2 separate regions of the Homo sapiens genome follow, and region 1 is linked to region 2. A link is a loop called in an ENCODE intact Hi-C map of the cell type or tissue named here. Cell type or tissue: heart left ventricle. All regions are shown on one strand. Each heading gives the region's core, and the rest is flanking DNA. Links, peaks and the distances in the headings are about the cores only.

The links. Peaks named below come from ENCODE experiments on the same cell type or tissue, not always from the same donor. Only the 100,000 strongest peaks of a DNase experiment are listed, where the experiment ranks them.
Region 1: a loop joins it to region 2, with 2.3 times the contacts of the local background. A loop is called at or near these places in 1 of 110 quality-filtered maps.

Annotation. Positions count from the first base shown.
Region 1 is chr5:141,186,202-141,201,287 of GRCh38, forward strand. PCDHB9 (protocadherin beta 9) reads left to right here and starts at 960. Exons shown (of 1, transcript NM_019119.5): 1 at 960-5,340. The coding sequence starts at 1,118. The coding sequence ends at 3,511. It overlaps PCDHB10 (protocadherin beta 10), which reads left to right and starts at 6,152. Exons shown (of 1, transcript NM_018930.4): 1 at 6,152-9,446. The coding sequence starts at 6,352. The coding sequence ends at 8,754. PCDHB16 (protocadherin beta 16) reads left to right here. Exons shown (of 1, transcript NM_020957.4): 1 at 1-25. PCDHB11 (protocadherin beta 11) reads left to right here and starts at 13,426. Exons shown (of 1, transcript NM_018931.3): 1 at 13,426-15,086. The coding sequence starts at 13,574. It also overlaps PCDHB@. RefSeq lists enhancers at 2,374-2,934, 2,935-3,493, 8,015-8,540. In heart left ventricle, for the core only: a CTCF peak has its summit at 6,105 (motif pointing right); no DNase peak of the experiment used is centred there; H3K27me3 peaks cover 1,024 bases.
Region 2 is chr5:141,235,791-141,250,876 of GRCh38, forward strand. It overlaps PCDHB15 (protocadherin beta 15), which reads left to right and starts at 9,605. Exons shown (of 1, transcript NM_018935.4): 1 at 9,605-13,575. The coding sequence starts at 9,789. The coding sequence ends at 12,152. It also overlaps PCDHB@, the pseudogene PCDHB18P and the pseudogene PCDHB19P. In heart left ventricle, for the core only: a CTCF peak has its summit at 9,530; no DNase peak of the experiment used is centred there; H3K4me3 peaks cover 1,022 bases; H3K27me3 peaks cover 223 bases.

The DNA.
Region 1 (15,086 bases), core at 4,527-8,526, 52 kb before region 2:
AAAATTCTATGTGAGTCAGATTTAATAATTTGTTTTCACTTTCAATAGTGTTAGGATAGGTGTTAGTTTGATCTGTTCTTTACCTCCGCTTATTTGGTTCAGAGAAATTAGGGCCTACTAGATTTCCACTAAAAGGGACTTGAAAATAAAGGTCAGTCCCTTCTTTAATTCTGCAAGTTACTTTAAAGCTAATCTAAGAAAAAAAAAAAACAAATTGCAAAGTATGAGTAAATTAAAGAAAACAATTTTCAAATGGCAGAGATCGAAAGGCACTGAATTTTGTTTCATGTCCTACTCACTAGTTTATTTATGCATGCCTTAATATAGCCAGCATTTAGTGAGTGGCTAATTTGCCAACCAAAGATGACTAAGACATAGTTGTTCTCAAGTAGTTCACACATTGATGAAGGGGCAAACTGGCCTGAAACAAGAAGCAATAATATTTATAGAGTAAACATAGTTGTATGCGTAAGTTTTAGAGAAGCACAATGGAAAGACAGCCTAATGCTTGGTTCTGGACTACAGAGCGGTGATTCTAGTTAGGCAATCTGAGATCTTGAAGACATTTGTTGAAGAAGATGTGAAACAAGTTTTTTTTATTGTTGTTAATTTTTGGTGTTCCTATGCCCAAAGCTTTTGAGACAGTGAAATTGATTATTTTGGTGGTTCCAGAAGGCACCCACAATTTTCCCTTTGTTTGCGTAAGAGTTGTGTCAGAGGCGAAAGGCCTAACACAGCTAAATCTAACACAGAGTTGAACAGGGTTACTGCTAGAAACATTTTTTCAACTGTTCAATTTTTATCTTTTCTCATGAAGCAATGAAGAATTTTTAAATAAACACAAAAATTGGGCACAGCCATTTGACTGTGTTGGAAGCCACAAGGTGGCGCTGCAGACTGAAGAGACGGAGGAACAAAATTGACCAGAATGCTACGGAAGTCCTTGACAAAAAGGAAACACTGAGACAGATGGGCTGAGAAGAAGAGCTGTCGAGTCCCTGATTGGGAAAGGAAAAATTAAAAACCCTAGATCTCTGGTACACATAAGTCTGGGTTTGCGATTGCTATTTGTGCTGGGGCAGTGTGATTGAGACTGACATTGAGGAAAGAAGCAGCTATGAAGACCAGGGGGTTCAGCTTTCCAAGACAAAGGCAAGTCCTGTTTCTTTTTCTTTTCTGGGGAGTGTCCTTGGCAGGTTCTGGGTTTGGACGTTATTCGGTGACTGAGGAAACAGAGAAAGGATCCTTTGTGGTCAATCTGGCAAAGGATCTGGGACTAGCAGAGGGGGAGCTGGCTGCAAGGGGAACCAGGGTGGTTTCCGATGATAACAAACAATACCTGCTCCTGGATTCACATACCGGGAATTTGCTCACAAATGAGAAACTGGACCGAGAGAAGCTGTGTGGCCCTAAAGAGCCCTGTATGCTGTATTTCCAAATTTTAATGGATGATCCCTTTCAGATTTACCGGGCTGAGCTGAGAGTCAGGGATATAAATGATCACTCGCCAGTGTTTCGGCACAAAGAGATGGTCTTAAAAATATCAGAAAATACAGCTGAAGGGACAGCATTTAGACTAGAAAGAGCACAGGATCCAGATGAAGGTCATAACAGTATCCAAAACTACACGATCAGCTCCAACTCTTTTTTCCATATTAAAATTAGTGGCAGTGATGAAGGCATGATATATCCAGAGCTAGTGTTGGACAAAGCACTGGATCGGGAGGAGCAGGAAGAGCTCAGCTTAACCCTCACAGCGCTGGATGGTGGGTCTCCATCCAGGTCTGGGACCTCCACTATACGCATTGTGGTCTTGGATGTCAATGACAATGTCCCACAGTTTGCCCAGGCTCTGTATGAGACCCAGGCTCCAGAAAACAGTCCAGTAGGGTCCCTTATTGTTAAAGTGTCTGCAGGAGATGCAGACTCAGGAGTCAATGCAGAAGTATCCTATTCATTTTTTGATGCTTCTGAAGATATTTTAACAACGTTTCAAATCAATCCTTTTTCTGGGGAAATCTTTCTCAGAGAATTGCTTGATTATGAGTTAGTAAATTCTTACAAAATAAATATACAGGCAATGGACGGCGGAGGCCTTTCTGCAAGATGTACAGTTTTGATAAAAGTATTAGATTCCAATGACAATCCTCCTGAACTGATCATATCATCACTTTCCAACTCTGTTGCTGAAAACTCTCCTGGGATAGTATTGGCTGTTTTTAAGATTAAAGACAGAGACTCCGGAGAAAATGGAAAGACAATTTGCTATGTTCAAGATAATCTGCCTTTTTTTCTGAAACCGTCTGTTGACAATTTTTACATCCTAATGACTGAAGGTGCACTGGACAGAGAGAGCAAAGCTGAGTACAACATCACCATCACCGTCACTGACTTGGGGACACCCAGGCTGAAAACCGAGCACAGCATAACCCTGCAGGTCTCCGACGTCAATGACAACGCCCCCGCCTTCACCCAAACCTCCTACACCCTGTTCGTCCGGGAGAACAACAGCCCCGCCCTGCACATCGGCAGTGTCAGCGCCACAGACAGAGACTCAGGCACCAACGCCCAGGTCACCTACTCGCTGCTGCCGCCCCAGGACCCACACCTGCCCCTCGCCTCCCTGGTCTCCATCAACGCGGACAATGGCCACCTGTTTGCCCTCAGGTCGCTGGACTACGAGGCCCTGCAGGCTTTCGACTTCCGCGTGGGCGCCTCAGACCGCGGCTCCCCGGCTTTGAGCAGCGAGGCGCTGGTGCGCGTACTGGTGCTGGACGCCAACGACAACTCGCCCTTCGTGCTGTACCCGCTGCAGAACGGCTCCGCGCCCTGCACCGAGCTGGTGCCCCGGGCGGCCGAGCCGGGCTACCTGGTGACCAAGGTGGTGGCGGTGGACGGCGACTCGGGCCAGAACGCCTGGCTGTCGTACCAGCTGCTCAAGGCCACGGAGCCCGGGCTGTTCGGTGTGTGGGCGCACAATGGGGAGGTGCGCACCGCCAGGCTGCTGAGCGAGCGCGACGCGGCCAAGCACAGGCTGGTGGTGCTTGTCAAGGACAATGGCGAGCCTCCTCGCTCGGCCACCGCCACGCTGCACGTGCTCCTGGTGGACGGCTTCTCCCAGCCCTACCTGCCTCTCCCGGAGGCGGCCCCGGCCCAGGCCCAGGCCGACTTGCTCACCGTCTACCTGGTGGTGGCGTTGGCCTCGGTGTCTTCGCTCTTCCTCCTCTCGGTGCTCCTGTTCGTGGCGGTGCGGCTGTGCAGGAGGAGCAGGGCGGCCTCGGTGGGTCGCTGCTCGGTGCCCGAGGGTCCTTTTCCAGGGCATCTGGTGGACGTGAGCGGCACCGGGACCCTGTTCCAGAGCTACCAGTACGAGGTGTGTCTGACTGGAGGTTCAGAGACCGGCGAGTTCAAGTTCTTGAAGCCGATTACCCCCCACCTCCCGCCCCATAGGGGTGGGAAAGAAATAGAGGAAAATTCTACTCTCCCCAATAGCTTTGGATTTAATTATTGAAAGGAACCCACTTAATAAAGACATTTACTTCTTTAATATATTCTTGTTGGCTAACTAAATTGTGTATGCCCACCACAAAGAAGGTACTATTTTTTGTTTGATTCATCTTCAACTTTGCGTATTATGCTTAACTTCACAAGTTAACTTTTTCTTATTTTGTATCCTGATGAGGCATTTCTTACTAGAATCCCATAAGTGAAATATAATATTTTTCAAAGTTGATATCATTTAAAAATTTTTGGTCGTTTTAAATGTCTTTATTGACTTTAAATTCATTGCCTCTACATTATTCATTAGTTCTTCTTTTCCTAAAACTTTTTACTTGTTAAAATAGTCTGCTGCATGTAATATGTGCTTTTACTATTTGATATTTCTTCTATTTTTCTTTTGAAACCGGTGTTCTTATTGGTTTGCCATCCTTGTTCATTACAACTGTTTTTTGTTTGTTTGTTTGTTTTTTGGTTTGTTTGTTTTTTTTTTTTTTGAGACGGAGTCTCGCTCTGTCGCCCAGGCTGGAGTGCAGTGGCGCGATCTCAGCTCACTGCAACCTCCGCCTCCCAGGTTCAAGCGATTCTCCTGCCTCAGCCTCCAGAGTATCTGGGACTACAGTTGCATGTCACCACGTTCGGCTAATTTTTGTATTTTCAGTAGAGACGGGTTTCATCATGGTGGCCAGGATGGTCTATCTCTTGACCTCGTGATCCACCCCACTCAGCCTCCCAAATTGCTGGGATTTACAGGCATGAGCCACCGCACCCAGCCTACAATAATTTTCTTAAACTTTACCTTTTATTTTAAAGTTCTAGTTTCCCGGCATTGATAGTTCCCTATTTGAAATATAATGTTTCTCTTGTAAGTGATATGATAAATAAACCCCTAATTAGCCTTAGAAGAAAAACCACTGCAAGATATTAAGCGTGTGTAAATGGGCTTTAGTCTGGAAACCAAAAAAAAAAAAAAAATTTAGTCATTCTATAGGATCATGTGAAAATATTTAATTTGCTCCTTTTAATTCTGTATAAACAAATCAGAGGTTCCTGAGGTTCCTGTTAAATTTTTAATGGCTAATAGCCCAGTGCCATCCAGTTGAAAAAACAACAGCAATCACAAAGTAGAGGTTTATATTGTGCGGCTTTTATATTCAGCTATTAGAGTGTTATTGGTAGTGTCTAGCCTTTTCCTCCACGACATTCCTTGACTTAATCCATTTGGGCCTATTATAGACAAAATAGAGCTTCTTTCTAGATATAAGGTCTTTGAGGCAGGGCTCAGTGGCTCATTCCTGTAATCCCAGCACTTTGGGAGGCCAAGGCGGGCAGATCACCTTAGGTCACGAGTTTGAGACCAGCCTGACCAACGTTAAGTAACCCCGTCTTTACTAAAAATACAAAATTAGCCAGGCATGGTGGCACATGCTTGTAATCCCAGCTACTCGGGAGGCTGAGGCAGGAGAATCGCTTGAACCCAGGAGGTGGAAGTTGCTTTGAGCCGAGATTGCACCATTGTACTCCAGCCTGGGCAATAAGAGCAAAACTCCATCAAAATAAAATAAAATAAAATATAAAATAACTTAAAAAGAACTTTGAATAAAATTCTATGAAAAAAGACACTAGAATGCTGTTCTTAATTTTAATAGTGTTAAGATAGGTGTTAGTGTGGTCTGTTCTTTACCTCCCTTTATTTGGTGCAGAGAAGTTAGATCCTGCTAAATTTCAATTAAGAGGGGACCTTAAAATAAGGATCAATCTCTTATTTAACCCTGTAAGTTACTTTAAAGCTAATACAAGAAAAACAAAGACAAGTGAAAGTAAGGAAACAGAAATTGCAAAGAGTAAATGAAAGAAAAAAACTTTCAAGTGGTCGGAATTGAAAGGCACTGGAAAACGTTTCAGGTTCTACCCATCTGAGTTTATTTATGCATGTCCTAATACAGGCAGTATTTATTGCTTGTCTGATTTGTCACTCACAGATGATTAGGACATAGTTCCTATCCTTAAGTAGCCCACACATTGAAGAAGAAATAGATTTGCATGAATTAAGAAGCAATAATATTTGCAGGGCAATCATAGTTGTATACACAAGTTTTTATGAGAGAATAGAGGAGGGACAGCTTAAATGCATTATACAAGATTACAGAGTGATGATTCTCCTTAATCAGTGTGATGAGATTTTGAAGTTTGTTGAGGAAGGTGTGAAACATATTTTCTTTGTCTGTTTTGGTGTTCTTATCCCGATGTTTCTGGAAAAGTAAAATCTCCTGTTACTTTGGTGATCCCAGATGTCAGCAACATTTTCCCTTTGATTCTTGACATTGTGTGAGAGTTGTGTCTGAGATGAAAGGACTAGTAGAGAGCTAAATTTAGCACAGTGAGGTGGACAGAGTTATTGCTAGAAACATATTTTCAAGTGTTGAATTTTTAACTTTTCCCAAAAAGAATTGAAGAATCTCAACAATGTGACTATTTCTCTGTCTCAACATTAATTTTTACAAGACAAACGAAAATAAACATGAAAAATTTAAATGAGGCACTAAAGGAAATTGTCTGAATACACACACCCAAATGGGTACAACTACTGAAATCTGGTGGAGGCCACACGGTGGCGCTGCAGGCTAAAGAGACGGTTTGGGAATTGCTCTGAGGATGCTATGCAAGTCACTAATAAAGGAAGACACGGACAGATGAACTTAAAAGAGAAGCTTTAGCTGCCAAAGATTGGGAAAGGGAAAGGACAAAAAAGACCCCTGGGCTACACGGCGTAGGTGCAGGGTTTCCTACTGCTGTTCTTTTATGCTGGGAGCTGTGGCTGTAACCAACTAGGAAATAACGTATGCAGCAGCTATGGCTGTCAGAGAGTTGTGCTTCCCAAGACAAAGGCAAGTCCTGTTTCTTTTTCTTTTTTGGGGAGTGTCCTTGGCAGGTTCTGGGTTTGGACGTTATTCGGTGACTGAGGAAACAGAGAAAGGATCCTTTGTGGTCAATCTGGCAAAGGATCTGGGACTAGCAGAGGGGGAGCTGGCTGCAAGGGGAACCAGGGTGGTTTCCGATGATAACAAACAATACCTGCTCCTGGATTCACATACCGGGAATTTGCTCACAAATGAGAAACTGGACCGAGAGAAGCTGTGTGGCCCTAAAGAGCCCTGTATGCTGTATTTCCAAATTTTAATGGATGATCCCTTTCAGATTTACCGGGCTGAGCTGAGAGTCAGGGATATAAATGATCACGCGCCAGTATTTCAGGACAAAGAAACAGTCTTAAAAATATCAGAAAATACAGCTGAAGGGACAGCATTTAGACTAGAAAGAGCACAGGATCCAGATGGAGGACTTAACGGTATCCAAAACTACACGATCAGCCCCAACTCTTTTTTCCATATTAACATTAGTGGCGGTGATGAAGGCATGATATATCCAGAGCTAGTGTTGGACAAAGCACTGGATCGGGAGGAGCAGGGAGAGCTCAGCTTAACCCTCACAGCGCTGGATGGTGGGTCTCCATCCAGGTCTGGGACCTCTACTGTACGCATCGTTGTCTTGGACGTCAATGACAATGCCCCACAGTTTGCCCAGGCTCTGTATGAGACCCAGGCTCCAGAAAACAGCCCCATTGGGTTCCTTATTGTTAAGGTATGGGCAGAAGATGTAGACTCTGGAGTCAACGCGGAAGTATCCTATTCATTTTTTGATGCCTCAGAAAATATTCGAACAACCTTTCAAATCAATCCTTTTTCTGGGGAAATCTTTCTCAGAGAATTGCTTGATTATGAGTTAGTAAATTCTTACAAAATAAATATACAGGCAATGGACGGTGGAGGCCTTTCTGCAAGATGTAGGGTTTTAGTGGAAGTATTGGACACCAATGACAATCCCCCTGAACTGATCGTATCATCATTTTCCAACTCTGTTGCTGAGAATTCTCCTGAGACGCCGCTGGCTGTTTTTAAGATTAATGACAGAGACTCTGGAGAAAATGGAAAGATGGTTTGCTACATTCAAGAGAATCTGCCATTCCTACTAAAACCTTCTGTGGAGAATTTTTACATCCTAATTACAGAAGGCGCGCTGGACAGAGAGATCAGAGCCGAGTACAACATCACTATCACCGTCACTGACTTGGGGACACCCAGGCTGAAAACCGAGCACAACATAACGGTCCTGGTCTCCGACGTCAATGACAACGCCCCCGCCTTCACCCAAACCTCCTACACCCTGTTCGTCCGCGAGAACAACAGCCCCGCCCTGCACATCGGCAGCGTCAGCGCCACAGACAGAGACTCGGGCACCAACGCCCAGGTCACCTACTCGCTGCTGCCGCCCCAAGACCCGCACCTGCCCCTCGCCTCCCTGGTCTCCATCAACGCGGACAACGGCCACCTGTTCGCCCTCAGGTCGCTGGACTACGAGGCCCTGCAGGCTTTCGAGTTCCGCGTGGGCGCCACAGACCGCGGCTCCCCCGCGCTGAGCAGAGAGGCGCTGGTGCGCGTGCTGGTGCTGGACGCCAACGACAACTCGCCCTTCGTGCTGTACCCGCTGCAGAACGGCTCCGCGCCCTGCACCGAGCTGGTGCCCCGGGCGGCCGAGCCGGGCTACCTGGTGACCAAGGTGGTGGCGGTGGACGGCGACTCGGGCCAGAACGCCTGGCTGTCGTACCAGCTGCTCAAGGCCACGGAGCCCGGGCTGTTCGGTGTGTGGGCGCACAATGGGGAGGTGCGCACCGCCAGGCTGCTGAGCGAGCGCGACGCAGCCAAGCACAGGCTCGTGGTGCTTGTCAAGGACAATGGCGAGCCTCCTCGCTCGGCCACCGCCACGCTGCACTTGCTCCTGGTGGACGGCTTCTCCCAGCCCTACCTGCCTCTCCCGGAGGCGGCCCCGGCCCAGGCCCAGGCCGAGGCCGACTTGCTCACCGTCTACCTGGTGGTGGCGTTGGCCTCGGTGTCTTCGCTCTTCCTCCTCTCGGTGCTCCTGTTCGTGGCGGTGCGGCTGTGCAGGAGGAGCAGGGCGGCCTCGGTGGGTCGCTGCTCGGTGCCCGAGGGTCCTTTTCCAGGGCATCTGGTGGACGTGAGGGGCGCTGAGACCCTGTCCCAGAGCTACCAGTATGAGGTGTGTCTGACGGGAGGCCCCGGGACCAGTGAGTTCAAGTTCTTGAAACCAGTTATTTCGGATATTCAGGCACAGGGCCCTGGGAGGAAGGGTGAAGAAAATTCCACCTTCCGAAATAGCTTTGGATTTAATATTCAGTAAAGTCTGTTTTTAGTTTCATATACTTTTGGTGTGTTACATAGCCATGTTTCTATTAGTTTACTTTTAAATCTCAAATTTAAGTTATTATGCAACTTCAAGCATTATTTTCAAGTAGTATACCCCTGTGGTTTTACAATGTTTCATCATTTTTTTGCATTAATAACAACTGGGTTTAATTTAATGAGTATTTTTTTCTAAATGATAGTGTTAAGGTTTTAATTCTTTCCAACTGCCCAAGGAATTAATTACTATTATATCTCATTACAGAAATCTGAGGTTTTGATTCATTTCAGAGCTTGCATCTCATGATTCTAATCACTTCTGTCTATAGTGTACTTGCTCTATTTAAGAAGGCATATCTACATTTCCAAACTCATTCTAACATTCTATATATTCGTGTTTGAAAACCATGTCATTTATTTCTACATCATGTATTTAAAAAGAAATATTTCTCTACTACTATGCTCATGACAAAATGAAACAAAGCATATTGTGAGCAATACTGAACATCAATAATACCCTTAGTTTATATACTTATTATTTTATCTTTAAGCATGCTACTTTTACTTGGCCAATATTTTCTTATGTTAACTTTTGCTGATGTATAAAACAGACTATGCCTTATAATTGAAATAAAATTATAATCTGCCTGAAAATGAATAAAAATAAAACATTTTGAAATGTGTGGTTGAGATTGCTGGAGATATTCATTTATATGTTGCAAATTTATTTTAAATACCAAATTTTTAATAAGCAAGAGGAACTAAAGGTTAGAATGAAAAACAAGTTTCATCAGTTTTTTTATATTACTATATATAAAATATATACTATATATAACTAACATTTTATAGTTTTTTAAGTTAGCTGTTCTGCCAGTCCCTTACCACAGTGTGGTTTCTTCTTGAATTGATCTCAATATTTATAAATAATATGTTTATAATACTATATCTTGATATTGTTTTGTATTTGAACCATTTCTTTCTATAATAGAAAAGCATTTTAGCTTTATTTCCAAACTAACAAACATATGCAAACATTGCAAATTCTTTTTCTCCTATTCTCCAATATAGATGTCACAGTTTCTTAGTTAAATTAGTGGTTATTATCTATATTGTTACATGCTTCAGAATATGCATTTGTATACTGTACTAGAATTACATTTCCATACTTGAAAAGTATGGTTCCTAGAGTTCGTAATTGTTATTTCATACTTGCATTATTTTCTATGTACCTCTATTGTTTTTTTCCATATCTTTCATTTGAATGTATTTTCTCCTTAAAAATATTCCAATTTTTAAGATACTCTGTCAATGACATTTATTTTCAGGAGCTCTTTCATCGTGAGTTTCCTGTTTCATTTAGACTGGTTAATCTATAGACTGTTACCCTGGGACTTTTTCCCTTCAATACTTTCCTGTATGAGTCTACTTTTCCAAGGTCCAGTATACTCTTTTTTCTAGTTTACTCTCTTATTCAGCTGGCACGCATCTCTCAAGACCTTCATATAAACGAATGCAGAAGAGATTTTTAAAAAATTGTCTCCTTACATTGTGAAGACATCTTTTTTGTTTGTTTTCATTTGCTTGATAGTTTGACTGGGTATAAAATTCTAGTTTGAAAATAATTTTCCCTCAAATTTTGAAAGCTGAAGCTGTCTCTTTTACTCATTGCATGTCGAGTTTCTTCAGAAGACTGACTTGATTTTGATTCCATCTCTCTTTGTGTCCTTCTCTCTTACCTCCTTTCCTGGAAGCATTGAAAAACTTTTTCCTGGTAATCTGAAAAGACCTTAATACAGGCATTTTATTTATTAATCTGGCCATGCAGGCATACCCTGTTAACATATAGACTCTTACTGTAAGTTCTGAGAAATTTTCTTGTTATGTTTTAGTAATAATTTATCCATTGAGTTTTCTACAGTCTCACTTTAACCAGAATCTCATTAAATATTGCACCTCCTGTGTTGATTTTCTGAGACTCTAAATTATAATTTTTTTCTTCTTTTCCATCTCTTGTTCTACTTATTAGACAATTTATTTAATCATCCAATCTCCATATTTAAGTTTTTCTTTTTGGATAGCAAATATTTATTTTTAAGAGCTCTTGGTTTTTCATAACATCCTATTACAAATTTGCAAATGTAAATCTTCTTTCATCTATAATTAATCTATTTATTCTTTAAAAATGCATTATATAGTAAGAGTTATTATTATACCTATTTTAAACTTGCAAGTGAATCAAAGGGAAGTTAAGAATTTGCCTAAGGCTATATAGCTAGTAAGGGGCACTTAAGCCCTAAGCTATTCTTTGTCTTCCAGGTATAAATACGTACTTGATAGGGTTACTGTTAACATCAACTAGGTAAATCCATATGAGGCACTAGAATAATGAACTTAGAATAAGTCAATAAGTGTTAGCTCTTATTACATTTTGTTTCTCTGGGGATACTAATCAGACATTTTAAAAGGCTTTCTTTTGTTTTCTGAATTATATCTATTCCCTCCTGTTGCTTTTTGTGCTTGGCGGTAGTATTACAGTTTTGGCTTTTCTATTTCATGTTGTAGGCATTTTCTCAAATGTCTTGTTATCTTTGACTGTCTTATTATATATATGAATGGTGACACAGCAAATGCTGACAGTCAACACTTCATGAGTATTGATGACAGGGCTTCACTCTAATGTAACCATGCTAGGATAGAGCTACTACCTTGGGAAACCCCCACATATCAGTACATGTAAGTCTTTATCTGCGCCTTTCATATTCCCCAGGATAGAATTCTACAATATTCAATGTTTTGGGTGCGATGGGGAAGATGTCAGGCATATATCTTGTGTCCTACAATCTGAGAGTATCATGGCTAGGAGTCTCACAATACAGAAGGCAGTGTTTTGCCTAATCTCCCTATCTTTAGTTTCATACCTCCTACTTTCACTCAGCTCTGCCTGGGGTTTCCAAGACTGGAGATAGTATAATTTCTCCAGAATATAATCTAATTTCTCCAGAGTATAAGCTTTCCATTCTCTGGCTCTCAGTTATTTTCTTGTCTCTGTATGATGGTGAAAAGACCAGAGAATTCAACTATCCTACATACATACTTTCAACTAATAACTTCTTTTTTAAGCCCTTACTTGACTTCAGCCTTCTTATACACCTGGTTCCTCCAAGTCTGGTACCTACTAGGATTGTGTAGGGAAAACCCAGTAGTTTATTTTTAGTATCTCCAATGAAGGAACTTTATTTTAGACATTTCTTGGAACTATTGTCAATTGCTCTTTCATCTGCTTTCTATCATCAAATAATTTGTGTATTTACTTATGTATTCTTAGTCTTTGTGAATTCATACCTTTTATTACTTTTCTGTCATTTTAGAGAGGGGTTAAGAAGAAGGAAGGATAATTGTATAGTCAATCCACATACTATTCAATTTCTACTCTTCTGCACTGATAATTTTTCAACCATGTATCTAGTTCACATTTTTGTGAATGTAATTTGAAATTAGAATTTTTAAAAGCAGACTTCTTAGATGTCCTCCATTATTGAGAGTACTTTGAGATGTCTAACAGTGGATACCATTGGTAGTTTCCAAGCACCTATTCCAACTATCTCCCTCATTATGCCATGCACTTTGGCTAGGACTGAAACCACCTCAAGTTTAAGGGGCAATCTCTGCCTGGATTAAAACAAAGGGTCAAAGATGGAGTCTTTAGATTCTGGGACTATAATCTCTACCTTTAATCCTATACATCTTGAGACACTGATTTCTTCAGTAACAGGCTGAAGTGCTCTCAGTTGGTCTAATCAGAATGAAGGCTAAGATTTTGTTCTATTATTGAGGAAGAAAATATCTCTCATTCTGTCTTCTTGAGCTGAAAAACAAAGCAGATAGCCATAGATGTTGCTGGAATAAATCTTGGGAAACTGAGGGAGGGCAGTCTTAGAAATAAGCCTGCTTTAAATGAAACTAACATGCTTGTGCTTGTGTATTTATTATTTTTTGAGAAGCTGGAACTAAATCAAGGATTCTCATAATGTGTTCTACTCCCAATATCTTACTTTACTTTCTAGCAGTTCACAATTCCTTGCTACCAAGGAAATCTATATAAATGCCTTCTTGTGCTATCATAACTATCAAAGTATGTCCCATCTCATGGTTAATCCAGTTTCATATCCTCTGAGAGGACTTCTAAAATGACCCATGTATAGTTTGCCTTTTCATTACCACCTAAGGAAAGTCAAGTAGTGATAGAATTTTGTACAGCTTAAAAATATTATGGTTGTTTTATGTTTCCAGTCTTCTCAGAAAGATTACAAACCACTGGGAGCCAGGAATCACATCTTGTATTTCTGTATTCACCACAACTAAGCACGTTTGGTTGTATGGAGAAGGGGGAAAGATAAATGCTTTAAGATGAATATTAACAGCATATCAAACTAAAGAGAATATGAAATAATTATTACAGAACGTGCAATATATTTGTAATCACTTGAACACAATGAATAAAACAATATTTGTTTCCGGAGGACATATAAGTGAATGGAATTTAGGTAGCTTTCACCAAACTGTGAAAATCTATGGAGACACTTGGTGGCGCTGCAGGATAACATCGTGAAAAATATATTCACTGGATGGCGTTGTGAACACTGATATCCAGTGCACACAGAGAATCAGAAGACAGAAACAACAAGCCTTCAAGAGGGTGACCTGGAAACCATTCAACAGGGTTAAAATCCTTAGACCACAGAGGATTTGGTGGACAAGTCAGAGACGCGTTCCGCAGAGCTGAAGCCTTTCTTCAAGAAGCCTACAAGAAAGGAACTATGGAGAACCAAGGGACACGCACTCAGCAGATAAGGCAAGTCCTGCTTCTCTTTGTTTTGCTCGGAATGTCTCAGGCGGGCTCTGAAACCTGGAGCTTTTCTGTGGCAGAAGAAATGCAGAGCGGGAGTTTTGTAGGCAATCTGGCAAAGGACCTGGGGCTGAAGGTGAGAGAACTGTCCTCACGGGGGGCTCGGGTGGTCTCTAATGATAAGAAACAGCGTTTGCAGCTGGACATAAACACTGGGGATTTGCTCTTAAGTGAAACACTAGACAGGGAGGAGCTCTGCGGTTCCATCGAGCCTTGCGTGCTACATTTGCAGGTGTTAATGCAAAACCCCACGCAGTTTTTACAAATTGAGCTTCAGGTCAGGGATATAAATGATCACTCTCCCATCTTCTCGGAAAAACAAATGCTCCTAGAAATCCCAGAGAACAGTCCCGTTGGTGCTGTGTTCTTACTAGAAAGTGCGAAGGATTTAGATGTAGGAATCAATGCTGTAAAAAGCTACACAATAAGCCCCAACTCTCATTTTCACATTAAAATGAGAGTCATTCCAGACAATAGGAAATACCCCGAGTTAGTTCTGGACAAGGCGCTGGATTATGAAGAGCTCCCGGAGCTCAGTTTCATCCTCTCTGCTCTGGATGGTGGGTCCCCTCCCAGGTCTGGAACTGCCTTGGTCAGGGTGGTGGTTGTGGACATTAATGACAACTCCCCTGAATTTGAGCAGGCTTTTTATGAGGTGAAGATTCGGGAGAATAGCATCCTTGGCTCGCTGATTTTGATTGTCTCAGCTTGGGATTTAGACTCTGGAACAAATGGTGAAATATGCTATACCTTTTCCCATGCCTCAGAAGATATTCGCAAGACATTTGAAATTAATCAAAAGTCTGGAGAAATTACTTTAAGAGCACCTCTGGATTTTGAAACGATTGAGTCATACTCAATAATCATTCAAGCCACAGATGGGGGAGGACTTTTTGGAAAATCTACAGTCATAATTCACGTGATAGATGTAAATGACAATGCTCCTGAAATCACTGTGTCATCAATTACCAGTCCAATCCCAGAAAATACGCCAGAGACCGTGGTTATGGTTTTTAGTATCCAAGATATAGACTCTGGGGACAACGGAAGAATTGTTTGTTCCATTCCGGAAGACCTCCCATTCGTGCTAAAATCTTCAGTTGAGAATTACTACACGTTGGAAACAGAGAGACCACTGGACAGAGAGAGCACAGCCGAGTACAATATCACCATCACCGTCACCGACTTGGGGATACCCAGGCTGAAAACCGAGCACAACACAACTGTGTTGGTCTCTGACGTCAATGACAACGCCCCCACCTTCACCCAAACCTCCTACACCCTGTTCGTCCGCGAGAACAACAGCCCCGCCCTGCACATCGGCAGTGTCAGCGCTACAGACAGAGACTCAGGCACCAACGCCCAGGTCAACTACTCGCTACTCCCGCCCCAGGACCTGCACCTGCCCCTCGCCTCCCTGGTCT
Region 2 (15,086 bases), core at 7,286-11,285:
GTCAGAAATGAATATAACATCACCATCACCGTGACCGACTTGGGGACACCCAGGCTGAAAACCGAGCACAACATAACCGTGCTGGTCTCCGACGTCAATGACAACGCCCCCATCTTCACCCAAACCTCCTACACCCTGTTCGTCCGCGAGAACAACAGCCCCGCCCTGCACATCGGCAGCGTCAGCGCTACAGACAGAGACTCAGGCACCAACGCCCAGGTCACCTACTCGCTGCTGCCGCCCCAGGACCCGCACCTGCCCCTCACCTCCCTGGTCTCCATCAACGCGGACAACGGCCACCTATTCGCCCTCAGGTCTTTGGACTACGAGGCCCTGCAGGAGTTCGGGTTTCGCGTGGGCGCCGCAGACCACGGCTCCCCGGCGCTGAGCAGCGAGGTGCTGGTGCGCGTGCTGGTGCTGGACGCCAACGACAACTCGCCCTTCGTGCTGTACCCGCTGCAGAACGGCTCGGCGCCCTGCACCGAGCTGGTACCTCGGGCGGCCGAGCCGGGCTACCTGGTGACCAAGGTGGTGGCGGTGGACGGCGACTCGGGCCAGAACGCCTGGCTGTCGTACCAGCTGCTCAAGGCCACGGAGCCCGGGCTGTTCGGCGTGTGGGCGCACAATGGCGAGGGGCGCACCGCCAGGCTGCTGAGCGAGCGCGACGCGGCCAAGCACAGGCTGGTGGTGCTGGTCAAGGACAATGGCGAGCCTCCGCGCTCGGCCACCGCCACGCTGCACGTGCTCCTGGTGGAGGGCTTCTCTCAGCCCTACCTGCCTCTCACGGAGGCTGCCCCCTCCCAGGCCCAGGCCGACTCCCTCACCGTCTACCTGGTGGTGGCGTTGGCCTCGGTGTCGTCGCTCTTCCTCTTCTCGGTGTTCCTGTTCGTGGCGGTGCGGCTGTGCAGGAGGAGCAGGGCGGCCTCGATGGGTCGCTGCTCGGTGCCCGAGTGTCCCTTTCCAGGGCATCTGGTAGACGTGAGCGGCACCGGGACCCTATCCCAGAGCTACCAGTACGAGGTGTGTCTGACGGGAGGCTCAGGGGCAAATGAGTTCAAGTTCCTGAAGCCGGTGATTCCCAATCTCCTGTCCCGCGACAGCGAAATGGAGAAAGCCCCACCTTTCTGAATGGCGTGGAATGCAATTAGGGATCTGATTATGATGCAGAACTTTTAGAATGAGTCTATTTCTTTGAAATCTTATTCATTGTTATGCAGAGTTTTTCATTTTGGGTAACTGCATTTTACTCAAGAGTTTTCAGAAGTTACAAGAATTTAAGTCTATTTTTTGTTGTTTTAACCGTGAAAAAATTGAGAGCCGGAATTTGCTTAGTCATTGTTTTGAAATACAACCTCAAATAATATATTCACAAACACATTATTTTCCCTTCAAGTTTAATCGCACACTGGGCTCATTCATATTTTCTGAGTGTTCTGACTGTGGATCCTCTATCCAAAGCAGTTTTTATATAATTGAGAATATTATTATAGAGGTAAATGCATGATATGAATAAAAACATAATTGCTTGTTATCTGGTTAGGTTGGTTTCTGAGATGTTATCTAATTTAGGTTTCTTTCTTAAAAACCTATAATCTTTTCATTCTACTTTTCTGGCAAACATTGCAGAGAATTTTTCCTGTACTTAGGGTTTTTTTTCCATAATTATTTGTGAACCATATATATGCTAGTAGAAGTTGTTTTATTTAAATAAATTCAAAACCTTGTTTGGATTAAGATGTATATATCCAGCTCATGCTCATTTCTTGTCTGAGAACTTCTCTATACTACCTAAGAGAGGTGATCACTAGTGTGATGCTTATTCCATTGCAGGCCTTCTTTTCTTACATACACACACACACACACACACACACACACACACACACACACCGTTTGTTTTTTTCGTTTTTTAAGAGATGAGGTCTTGCCATGTCACACGGGCTAGTCTTGAACTCCTGGCCTCCAGTGATCGTACCGCATCAGCTTCCCAAGTTGTTGGGATTACAGGCATGAGCCCTGATCATTTTTTATTGGTCCTGTGATAGATTCCTGATTTAAGCTGGAATAGCTACATTCTCCAAACCCCTAAATTTGTGATTGAGATATAGTTCATCTACTTTTTCCTCTTGAATAAGTGTTGAACGTGGGCTGAGGTAGCCATGTTTATAAGTTTCTAGATAGAGAGAAAAAGAGGGAGAGAAAATGGAAGGAAAGAGTAAAAGTGAAAAGGAATAAGAGTGGAGGAGGCAGAAGCCTAGAAAACAGTAGAGACTAAAACAGCTACTTAGTTCTAGACCTGTCCACCTAAGTACAGTTCCTCCTAAGTCTCCAATGTCTAATTGCCCTTGGGTTCTACAGTAAGACTCCATTGGTAATAGTAAAATTCCTTTGTTTAACCTATCTTGAAGGGGGATGTCTTGAAATCAAAAGAGACTTGAAAGGTATGTACAACCTTGAGTACTCAATTAGACTATCTACCATGAAACCCTGGTCTTTTATTGCATGCTTCTAATATTAACTTAATGAATGAAATACAGGATGTACAAGCCTAGAGATAACAAATCTATACTAGAGGCTTATGTAACAAAATTTAAATTTGTAAATAATTTATGAGGTCTTTCAACAGATAAATGCTACAAAGGGCTTTATGAAATGTCTCATTAACTTTACCTCCATTATTTTATATGTCCCATGATTACTTTTTAAATAATACTTTTTGTTTAAAAAATAATAATAACACTGAAATTGTAAGTTTTGGGTGTCTGTACCTTTTCTCAGGATCATCATACCCTCCTTAGCAGACTCGTTCTTTTAAAAATTACTTGCTAAGCTCAGTGTGAACAAAATTATTTTTGTCATGTAATGTAAAATATTCTTGCTCCATAAATAATCCCAATTTATCGATCATATGGATTGATTCATGATTTCAGTTATAGTAATAAATATTTAATTAATATCCTCTATTGCTAGAAAGCCTCACGAAAGAAATTTAAGTTTCTTCCAAGCCTAGGAGCTAAGATCTTAGAAAGAGGAAACTTTTTCCAAGAGATGAAAGATGGGAATGAAAAACTAACTTTGATTCATTGGGTTACTGACATAGGTACAAGCTTCTATCCCATTAATATTAAAAAATGCATAGACATTCAGGACACATTTTCTTGGACATGTAAATCCATAATAGTGAATTTGGACCCATGACCAAAATATTTCTATAAGGAAATTTGTCCATCAGATTTTGCCCATGACTGGCATATTTTGAAAGTTTAATTAATCGAACTTGTTTGTATAGAAGAAAACATTCTAAAGTAGAATGTTGATTTGAGTTATTTATGCCTTAAGAGAAACCAATATGAACCACAGTTCTTACACTTGGCTCATCCTTAGTTTTCTCAGTTAGCTAGATAATTAGAATGCCACAACACATAATAGTGTCTATTATTTAAACATTGTGAGTAAAACATTGGCTAAAGTTGGCACAGTTGGGAAGACCCCCAAGTCTCCTCCCCCAAAATGTTTTCTCTTTCCTCAGAAGTAAAAATTTCAGTTCCATGCTAGGGTTTCAGTATTCCAATGAATCCACAAGAGATACATAATTGCTTACTAAAAATGAGTTGAGATCTTCTCCAGTTGGGAATATGCTTAACCTGCTATTTCAGGTGAACTTAACATATTTTCTTCTGCATTTTACTTTTTACTTTAACTTCAGCCTTTATATCCATGATCTTGGCTGGCTCCCTCTTCAAGGTCTCAGTGACTCTCAGCTTCAACATGTGTGTATCTCAGTATTAACAATAGATGGTGATGCTCTTTATAAATTATTTTAGATACTGTAACAAGTCAACATAACAAGCTCACAGTCCTTAGGCAATATTCACAAATAAGTTATCCACAACTCTTAGGCTACCTATTGAGTTTGCATAATAAACCAGATTTAGCTAGTATATCACTTAAGTTTACACTCCTGAAATGTTAGAATGAATCTCTTCAACTACTGTGCTAGCACTCATTCGATCCATCAAAGAGAAGAGGCTTTCTTAACCGAAAATTGCGTTGCTGCAAGGATTGATTCCCAGAGCAGATTGCCTACCAACGCAACATAGGCATCCGGACCCTGAATGCTGTTGGTGTTGGAGAAATGGAGGCTGAAAAGGAGCACTTTCCTAGAATAAGGCAAGTGCTGCTTCTCTTTGTTATGCTGTCTCAGACTTGTGCGGAGTGGAATATACTGTGCGGAGTGGAATATACTGTAGCAGAAGAAACAGAAAGTGGTTCTTTTGTGGCCAATCTAACAAAGGACCCAGGGCTAGAAGTAAGAGTAATATACCAGTGGAGGCCTCGGGTCATTTTTAACAATAACAAAAAATATTTTCAGCTGAAACTTCAGACCGGAGACCTGCAAGTAAATGAGACATTGGACCGGGAAGAATTGTGTAGAATCACTGAGCCTTGTGTGCTGCAATTCCAAGTGTTACTGGAAGAACCTTTGGAGGTTTAAACTTTTGGTCAGTGACATAAACACAATTCCCCTGTATTCCCAGAAGCAGAAATTATTTTGAAATCATGGAAAATACTCCTCCAGGAACTGTGTTTCCTCTGAAAAATACACAAGATTTGGATGTGGCCATCAATAACATCCAAAACTACACCATCTACCCCTACTCCCATGTCCACGCTCTCACCCAAAATGGCAGTGAAGGCAGAAAATACCCAGAGCTGGTTCTGGACAAAGCCCTGGATCGGGAGGAGCAGGCTGAGATCAGGTTAACTCTCATGGCAGTAGATGGCGGGACTCCTCCCAGAACTGGGACTGCTCTGGTCCTCATTGAAATCTTGGACATCAATGACAATGCACCTGAGTTTGTGTAGCCACTCTATCAGGTGCAGATATCAGAAAACAGCCCCCTGGATTCCCTTGTTGCCACTGTTTCCGCTAGAGATTCAGACATGGGAATTAATGGTGAGATATTCTACTCATTTTTTATGGTGATGAAGAGATTTCTAAGACATTTGCACTTAATGAACGAAGGGGAGAAATTAAAATAATCAGAAAACTAGATTTTGAAAAAATTGTGTCATATCAGGTGGATATTAAAGCCTCTGATGGGGCAGGTCTTTCTGGAAAATGCACTGTCATAATACAGGTGGTAGATATCAACGATAACGCTCCGGAACTGACCATGGCTTCATTCACAAGCCCCATCCGCGAAAATTCTCCTGAGACCGTTGCAGCTCTTTTCAGCATTCAAGACCGCGATTCTGGGAAAAATGGAAGAATAGTTTGATCAATTCAAAATGATGTTCCGTTCATGCCGAAACCTTCCGTTGAGAATTTATACTGGCTGTTAACAGAAGGACCACTGGACAAAGAGATTAGAGCCGAGTACAACATCACCAACACAGCCACGGACTTGGGGACTCCTAGGCTGAAAACCGAGTACAACATAACGGTGCTGGTCTCCTACGTCAATGACAAAGCCCCCACCTTCACCTAAACCTCCTACACCCTGTTCGTCCGCGAGAACAACAGCCCCGCCCTGCATATTGGCAGCGTCAGCACCGCAGAGACTCGGGCACCAACATCCAGGTCACCTACTCGCTGCTGCCGCCCCGGAACCCGCACCTGCCCCTCGCCTCCCTGGTCTCCATCAACACAGACAACGGCCACCTGTTCGCCCTCAGGTCGCTGGACTACGAGGCCCTGCAGGAGTTCGAGTTCCGCGTGGGCGCTTCAGACCGCGGCTCCACGGCGCTGAGCAGCGAGGCGCTGGTGCGCGTGCTGGTGCTGGACGCCAACGACAGCTCACTCTTCGTGCTGTTCCCGCTGCAGAACGGCTCCGCGCCCTGCACCGAGCTGATGCCCCGGGCGGGCCGCCGAGCCGGGCTACCTGGTGACCAAGGTGGTGGCGGTGGACGGTGACTCGGGCCAGAACGCCTGGCTGTCGTAGCAGTTGCTCAAGGCCACGGAGCCAGGGCTGTTCGGCGTGTGGGCGCACAATGCACTGACAGGCTGCTGAGCGAGCGTGACACAGCCAAGCACAGGCTGATGGTCCTGGTCAAGGACAATGGCGAGCCTCCGCGCTCGGCCACCGCCACGCTGCACGTGCTCCTGGTGGATGGCTTCTCCCTGCCCTACTTGCCGTTCCCTGAAGCGGCCCCGGCCCAGGCCCAGGCCGACTTGCTCACCGTCTACCTGGTGGTGGCGTTGGCCTTGGTGTCGTCGTTCTTCCTCTTCTCGGTGCTCCTGTTCGTGGCGGTGCGGCTGTGCAGGAGGAGCAGGGAGGCCTCATTGGGTCGCTGCTCGGTGCCCGAGGACCCCTTTCCAGGCATCTGGTGGACGTGAGCGACACCAGGACCCTATCCCAGAGGTACAAGTATGAAGTGTTTCTGACGCGAGGCTCCGGGACAAATGAATTCAAATTCCTGAAGTCTGTTATCCCTAAGCATCCGGGCGCTGTGAATGATGGGAGGAAAAGTCCAACTTTGTAAATGGTTTTGGATTCAATTAAGAATCTGTAGATTTTTCAGAGCATTTAGGATAAAGGTTAGTCCTTTATCAATATATTAAGTCTCTGTTATGTTTTTTGTGCTATATGGATTTTCTAAGATTTTTGCTGATTTCATTTTCCTACTTAAGATTAGACATTTTCTTTGATTATTTGTTCATACTTGGTCTCCTTTTATCATGTCCATTTTGATGAATACAACTTTCAGGTTTACTCATTAATGAAAAGTAATATTTGTTCAATTTATCAACTTTTCAAAATCACAGGCTGTTGACTTGAAGACTCCAGCTCCATTCCGTTTCATTAAAGAAAGCTTTTCTAAACTTTTGATGCTTAGAAGACAGGAACGATGATATAGTGATTATTAGTACATATTCTATTGATTCTGTCTTATGCTTACCTGTCTTGAATTTTTAAATGGAGAAGCGTCTGCAAAAATTGCATCGTTTTATTTCACAATAGCTTGAAGTGGGAAAGACTACATTTTTCCCCAAACTTAAAGACTTTTCTGCTCTTTTTATAACCTTCACTCCATAACATATATGAGCATTATTATTACTATTATTGAGTCAGAGTTTCACTCTTGTCGCCCAGGCTGGAGTGCAATGGCGCGATCTGGGCTCACTGCAACCTCGCCTCCCCGGTTCAAGCGATTCTCCTGCCTCAGCCTCCCGAGTAGCTGGGATTACAGGCTCCTTGTTTTAGTAGAGATAGGGTTTCACCATGTTGGCCAAACTCAAACTGGCTCCTGAGGTCAGGAGTTTGGCTGGTCTCAAACTCCTGACCTCAGGTGATACACTCGCCTCTGCCTCCCAAAGTGTGGCATTACAGGTGTGAGCCACCTTGCCCGGCCATACGAGCATCTTTAGTGATTATTAGATTATCTCAAGATTTTAAAATCATAGCTCCCTTTTGTAGCGTCTATCTAGCCCACCTGATCTTTTTCTGGAAAATTCTCCCTGTCTTTGGCTGAAGTGTAATGTTGCAGCCACATTTATTTTATATGACCCACCTCCCTCTGTGATTTCAAACACAAAAATAAGATGATCCTAGCTGGCCTAATCTGATTCTCTCTGTTTAAAAAAAAATGGCTTTAAGAACCAGATACAACATAGTCTCTTTGTTAGGAACATAAGCAGAAAGTGGTGTCATATTTGGCTAAACACTTGCAAAGAAATACAGAACATCAATCTATTGAGAGACAAGAAAAAATAAGGTACCAAAAGAATGACCTTGTCATAGATTTTCCTGTTTTAGATTTTCCAGTCCCTCCCAAGTCTTTTTCCCTTAGGTTGCTGGAGACAAATTTGTGCTCTTTAATAAATTTCCCTCTAATTAAGAGATCTAAGTGAGGTTTTTGTTGTCAAAAGCATGTTTAGATATTCCTGCATTGTTGGTAAGTTAGACCTTTCTTCCTATTGGGTTTTTATTGTGGCTTTTCATATTAGTATGACAACATTTGGGATCAAGGAGGTTGTAAAATATTAGTAGTCTATAAGGGACATGCACTAGCTTTTGTCAGAATATACAATTTTGAGAAAAACTGAAGGATCTTTCCAATGGTACAGTCTTTGAAGTGTTTAATAGAAATTCTTAGAACATTTTATTATATAAGAGTTTTGAATATCGTAAGTGTCATAATAACATTACTGTAAAAAAAAAACCTTGACAATGAAAAATGTGTGTCTAAAAGAGACATAATCCTTATCTTTAGGGTCATCATAATCTTGTTATGTTCTTTCTTTCTGTCATATAATATATCCCTTGCTTATGGGTAGCTAAGTTGTTTTGCCACTTAATGAAATGACATTTTAGGTCATTCTGAGTTATTTCACATTACTATTTAAAGGGCATAGGAAATAGCTACCTTATGAACATGTTGTCTTTGTTTATCCATCTTATATAATGAACTTGAATCCCAGAAGAAGAGGGAATTTCTACAGTAGGAGGAGAACCTATCTGTCAGAATGTTTAAATTAATTGTGATTTATTAATGGATCCATTTAACAAATATTTATTGAGCACGTACCATGTGCCAGGGATTATTTTAGATATTGGGGATGCAGCAGTGAACAAAATGAAGTTCTAACATGTGAGGTTGAAACAGAAAGGAAACAACTAAATAAGTACATCTATACTACGTCAGATAATAAATACGAGAGAGACAAGGCAGGGCTGGGTACAGCAGCTCATGCCTATAACCCCAGCACTTTGGGAGGCTGAGGCAGGAGGATTGCTTGAGCTCGGAAATTTGAGACCAGCCCGGGCAACATAGCAAGACCTCATCTTTACAAATAATTAAAACATTAGCCAGGCATGGTGATGCGCAACTGTGGTCCCAGCTACAGTTGCTGAGGTGGGGGGATTGCTTGAGCCTGGGTAGTCAAGGCTGCAATGAGCAGTGATTGTGCCACTGCACTCCCTCCTGGACAACAGAGCAAGACCCCATCTCAAAAAAAAAAAAAGGAAAAATGAAAAGAAAAAAAAGAAAAAGCAAAGTAAGAGATATAGGAAGTGCCTTCATATGTATTTTTCCACAGTTTAAAATTTTCATAAAATCATAACTCTCTGACTTTATGTAGAAAGGATACCACACTGGAATTAACGTGTAGCTTTTTCTTGATGTAATCCAACCAATGGGAGCACAATTCTGGTACATAGGCTGTCTAGAATTTGAAAGAAATTAAAGAATTCATTTTGTTTTGCTGATAAATTTTTAAGAAATCACGTGGCTTTATGTTATTATTATTACAAGATGACTGATCACTATTATGTCTTCTTTCACTTCTCAATTTCCCTCAGAACACTACACCCAGACTACAGGCTCTGGAGGGTGGGGACCATGTCTGGGTTGTTTACTGATGTATTTCATAATTTGGCACATAGAGACCAATAATACTCCTTTAAATGAAGAAATTAATAATTACCATTGCGTGATATTGTGATTACATCATTTCCTCCCAATTTCCAAACTCCTAATAGAATAGAGAATAGATCAATTGTAGCAATTCGTTTCGAAGCAAAGACAACGCATGGTGGCGCTGCAGGCTAAGGCTTCAAAAAAAGGAAAAGGAAAAAGCCCATGAAATGCTACTAGCTACTTCAGACCTCTTTCAGCCTAAGAGGAAAGCCTGTTAGCAGAGCACGGACCAGTGTCTCCGGAGAATGCTATTCTCCTACATTTCCGAACAGGTTATCAACGCACAGATCGATCACTGCCTCTGTCCCATCGCTCCCTGAAGTAGCTCTGACTCCGGTTCCTTGAAAGGGGCGTGTACAGAAGTAAAGATGGAGCCTGCAGGGGAGCGCTTTCCCGAACAAAGGCAAGTCCTGATTCTCCTTCTTTTACTGGAAGTGACTCTGGCAGGCTGGGAACCCCGTCGCTATTCTGTGATGGAGGAAACAGAGAGAGGTTCTTTTGTAGCCAACCTGGCCAATGACCTAGGGCTGGGAGTGGGGGAGCTAGCCGAGCGGGGAGCCCGGGTAGTTTCTGAGGATAACGAACAAGGCTTGCAGCTTGATCTGCAGACCGGGCAGTTGATATTAAATGAGAAGCTGGACCGGGAGAAGCTGTGTGGCCCTACTGAGCCCTGTATAATGCATTTCCAAGTGTTACTGAAAAAACCTTTGGAAGTATTTCGAGCTGAACTACTAGTGACAGACATAAACGATCATTCTCCTGAGTTTCCTGAAAGAGAAATGACCCTGAAAATCCCAGAAACTAGCTCCCTTGGGACTGTGTTTCCTCTGAAAAAAGCTCGGGACTTGGACGTGGGCAGCAATAATGTTCAAAACTACAATATTTCTCCCAATTCTCATTTCCATGTTTCCACTCGCACCCGAGGGGATGGCAGGAAATACCCAGAGCTGGTGCTGGACACAGAACTGGATCGCGAGGAGCAGGCCGAGCTCAGATTAACCTTGACAGCGGTGGACGGTGGCTCTCCACCCCGATCTGGCACCGTCCAGATCCTCATCTTGGTCTTGGACGCCAATGACAATGCCCCGGAGTTTGTGCAGGCGCTCTACGAGGTGCAGGTCCCAGAGAACAGCCCAGTAGGCTCCCTAGTTGTCAAGGTCTCTGCTAGGGATTTAGACACTGGGACAAATGGAGAGATATCATACTCCCTTTATTACAGCTCTCAGGAGATAGACAAACCTTTTGAGCTAAGCAGCCTTTCAGGAGAAATTCGACTAATTAAAAAACTAGATTTTGAGACAATGTCTTCGTATGATCTAGATATAGAGGCATCTGATGGCGGGGGACTTTCTGGAAAATGCTCTGTCTCTGTTAAGGTGCTGGATGTTAACGATAACTTCCCGGAACTAAGTATTTCATCACTTACCAGCCCTATTCCCGAGAATTCTCCAGAGACAGAAGTGGCCCTGTTTAGGATTAGAGACCGAGACTCTGGGGAAAATGGAAAAATGATTTGCTCAATTCAGGATGATGTTCCTTTTAAGCTAAAACCTTCTGTTGAGAATTTCTACAGGCTGGTAACAGAAGGGGCGCTGGACAGAGAGACCAGAGCCGAGTACAACATCACCATCACCATCACAGACTTGGGGACTCCAAGGCTGAAAACCGAGCAGAGCATAACCGTGCTGGTGTCGGACGTCAATGACAACGCCCCCGCCTTCACCCAAACCTCCTACACCCTGTTCGTCCGCGAGAACAACAGCCCCGCCCTGCACATCGGCAGTGTCAGCGCCACAGACAGAGACTCGGGCACCAACGCCCAGGTCACCTACTCGCTGCTGCCGCCCCGGGACCCGCACCTGCCCCTCACCTCCCTGGTCTCCATTAACACGGACAACGGCCACCTGTTCGCTCTCCAGTCGCTGGACTACGAGGCCCTGCAGGCTTTCGAGTTCCGCGTGGGCGCCACAGACCGCGGCTTCCCGGCGCTGAGCAGCGAGGCGCTGGTGCGAGTGCTGGTGCTGGACGCCAACGACAACTCGCCCTTCGTGCTGTACCCGCTGCAGAACGGCTCCGCGCCCTGCACCGAGCTGGTGCCCCGGGCGGCCGAGCCGGGCTACCTGGTGACCAAGGTGGTGGCGGTGGACGGCGACTCGGGCCAGAACGCCTGGCTGTCGTACCAGCTGCTCAAGGCCACGGAGCCCGGGCTGTTCGGCGTGTGGGCGCACAATGGCGAGGTGCGCACCGCCAGGCTGCTGAGCGAGCGCGACGTGGCCAAGCACAGGCTAGTGGTGCTGGTCAAGGACAATGGCGAGCCTCCGCGCTCGGCCACCGCCACGCTGCAAGTGCTCCTGGTGGACGGCTTCTCTCAGCCCTACCTGCCGCTCCCAGAGGCGGCCCCGGCCCAAGCCCAGGCCGACTCGCTTACCGTCTACCTGGTGGTGGCATTGGCCTCGGTGTCTTCGCTCTTCCTCTTCTCGGTGTTCCTGTTCGTGGCAGTGCGGCTGTGCAGGAGGAGCAGGGCGGCCTCAGTGGGTCGCTGCTCGGTGCCCGAGGGCCCCTTTCCAGGGCATCTGGTGGACGTGAGCGGCACCGGGACCCTTTCCCAGAGCTACCAGTACGAGGTGTGTCTGACGGGAGGCTCTGAAAGTAATGATTTCAAGTTCTTGAAGCCTATATTCCCAAATATTGTAAGCCAGGACTCTAGGAGGAAATCAGAATTTCTAGAATAATGTAGGTATCTGTAGCTTTCCGACCGTCTGTTAATTTTGTCTTCCTCACTTTTCACCTTAGTTTTTTTTAACCCTTTAGTAATCTTGAATTCTACTTTTTTTTAAATTTCTACTGTTGTCTTTAGTAATGTTACTCATTTCCTTTGTCTGATTGTTAGTTTTCAAATTATTGTATTATTATAAATATTTTATATCAGGAAAGTTCATATTTCTGAATAAATTAATAGTATTCATTCCTGAAGGGTGATATGAAAGTTAACCCCACCTAATAAACATAACTCTAATTCTGAAATTACCTTTCACACTATATGACACTACATAAGAATGTATGATTTTTGAAGTCATATTTTAAGTTTTTTTTATAGTTTTTCTTATTCACACAGCTTGACTTTTTGACAAAAGTTTGGGGTGTAATCATTTCATATTTATCCATGTGTAATTTCTTCCAAGCTTCATATTTGGAGTTTTGTTTTTTCCAATAAGGAGCAACATGGATAAGTTTAAGCTACTCTTTTCAAGGTCACACTTGTAAGCATTAGATTTTCATTCTAAAACACATATGTCATCTCATAAAAATATATCTGCGTAATGTATTCTGTCTCATGTAAATTAACATAGAAAAGACTAATGGGTTCTTCCTTATCTCTATCTAATGTTATGATCCTATTGGGGGGACTGGACAGGCTTTCTAATACCCAGATTTACTGTGTTTAAGGTGTTCGTATAAGGCCAATAGACACTAGGACCAAGTAATGCATCTCCTGCAATTTCCTCTTTTCACAGCAGGAAAATCTTAACGAGTTCCAAATTCTGGGCTTAGAGGAGCTTCTGATGGTACAGTATGCCAACATCTACTTGTTTTGGATGGCAACATTGTTCTGATTCATAAGGAATTTGAAAGAAAATACATTGTAGAATTAATATTAGTTAACCAAACAAAATTTATTAAAGGATATGTTGGTGAAGGAGTTGAATTATTTGAGGAAAAAACATCTGCTCTCTTGTCAGGACTTTTCTGTCTCCAGGAGCTTCTCAACTTTGCAGATACTCTAGAATGGTATTGCATGCAAAATAATGACCGCCAAGATGTTCCTGCCCTAATCCCCAGAACCTATGAATATGTTATATTGCAAAGAAATTAAGGTTCAAACAGAATTAAGGTTGCCAATCAGCTAAACTTAAAATAGGGAGACTCTCCTAGATAATCTGGGTGGGTCTATTTCAATCAGTGGAAAGGCCATAAAAGCAGAGTTGAGTCTTCCGTGAGATGAAAATAAATTTTGTTTAAGGACAGCAGCTTCAGCTTATGCCCCAGAATTCCAGCCTGCCCCTCCTAACTGCCTGCTGTACAGATTTTGGACTTGTCCAGCCACGTTTCAAAACTGAGTAAGTCACTTCCTTGCAATAAATTGATTACTACACATCTGCTGCCTGTTTCTCTGGCTGAACTCCAACTAACACAGATTTTGATACCTGGAAGTGGGGTGCTACTGTAATAAACACTTAAAATGTGCAGATGGCTTCTGAATTGGACAGTGGGCAGAGGCTGGAAGAACTTTGACAGGCATGACAGAAAAAGCCTCGCTTGCTTTGGACAGAGTGTTAGCAGAAATATGGTGTTAACAAATCTGCTAGTAAGGACTCAGAATGAAGTGAGGAGCATGTTGGAGAAACATGTTGCCTTAGAGAATACCACATCACTTTAAATAGATTGTGAGTAGAAATATGGATGTTAAAGTCTCTGCTGGTGAGGGTGCAGAAATGAGGAAAATATTATTGGAAACTGAAGAAAAGGGAATCCTTTTATATGGTGGAAGAAAAATTAGCTGAATTGTGTCCTGTAGTTATGTAGAAAGAATTTTTAAGCAATGAACTTGGGAGATTTCACTGAGATTTTCAGGCAAAGGGTTAAATGTACAGCCTGTTTTTTTCTTGCTGCTTATAGTAAAATGTGAGAGGGAAAAGAATGAGAGGAATTAGATTGAGAGAAGAACTGTGAAGCAAAAAGGAACCCAGACTTGATGGTTGGGGAAATTCTCACCCTATTCAGACTGCAACAGATGTTAAGATCAGGAGATTCACTGCTAAGGATGCATGTTTTGGAGAGAAAGCCACAGACATATCAGGACAACCTTTTACTAGTGCGTTGAAAGAATCAGGTAGTCAATCATACAGAAGGCTCTTTGAAGAGACTAGGTACATGACATGGATATCTTCAGCCACATCAGCAGAAGCCAGGAATATAGACATAATTACTCAGGAAATAACTTCGAAGGAGTCTCTTGTTTAATAAATTGAATCCCTGTGAAATGCACAGGAAATAAGGTTATTGAGAATGTTTAATCAGCAGAAACACTGCCAGCTTGAATTGAAAGGGATAGAGAGAACTAATTAAAGGAGGATGTGGTACCCCCCTCCCCAAACTCTGTAAGCTAGAAATAGACTGATAAAACTGCTTAGCTAAAAACATGTGCCAATTCCAATGAAAAAGGAAGGATGCATCAGAGGATGGAGCCTGAAGTCCAGAGAGTACAGCTCTCAAAACACAGAGGATTAGTCCCAAGCCTTGAAAGCAGGAGTTTCCCTGGATGTATTGCCACATTCATTGGTGCAGGTGATTTTTTTTTTTTTACTTTTACTTTTTTACACAGTTGCCAGACTAGGTTCCAAGTTGTCTACTTAAAATGTATGAGGCATTTGTCAGAGAAGTAATGAGGTAGGAGATCAGCAGGACTTATTCCCCTATCAGAACAGGACAAAATGAAGAAATTGACAGGAACCAGCAGGTGGTGCACAACTGAAGTGAAAAACCCTGCAGGAAGTAGCAGCTGGTGTTGAAGGCAACCTCTAATTGCCCTTACTGCTCATTAGCATAAGAGATTCCCACCAGCCCCATGACAATTTACAAATGTCATGGCAACCCAGAAGTTACTG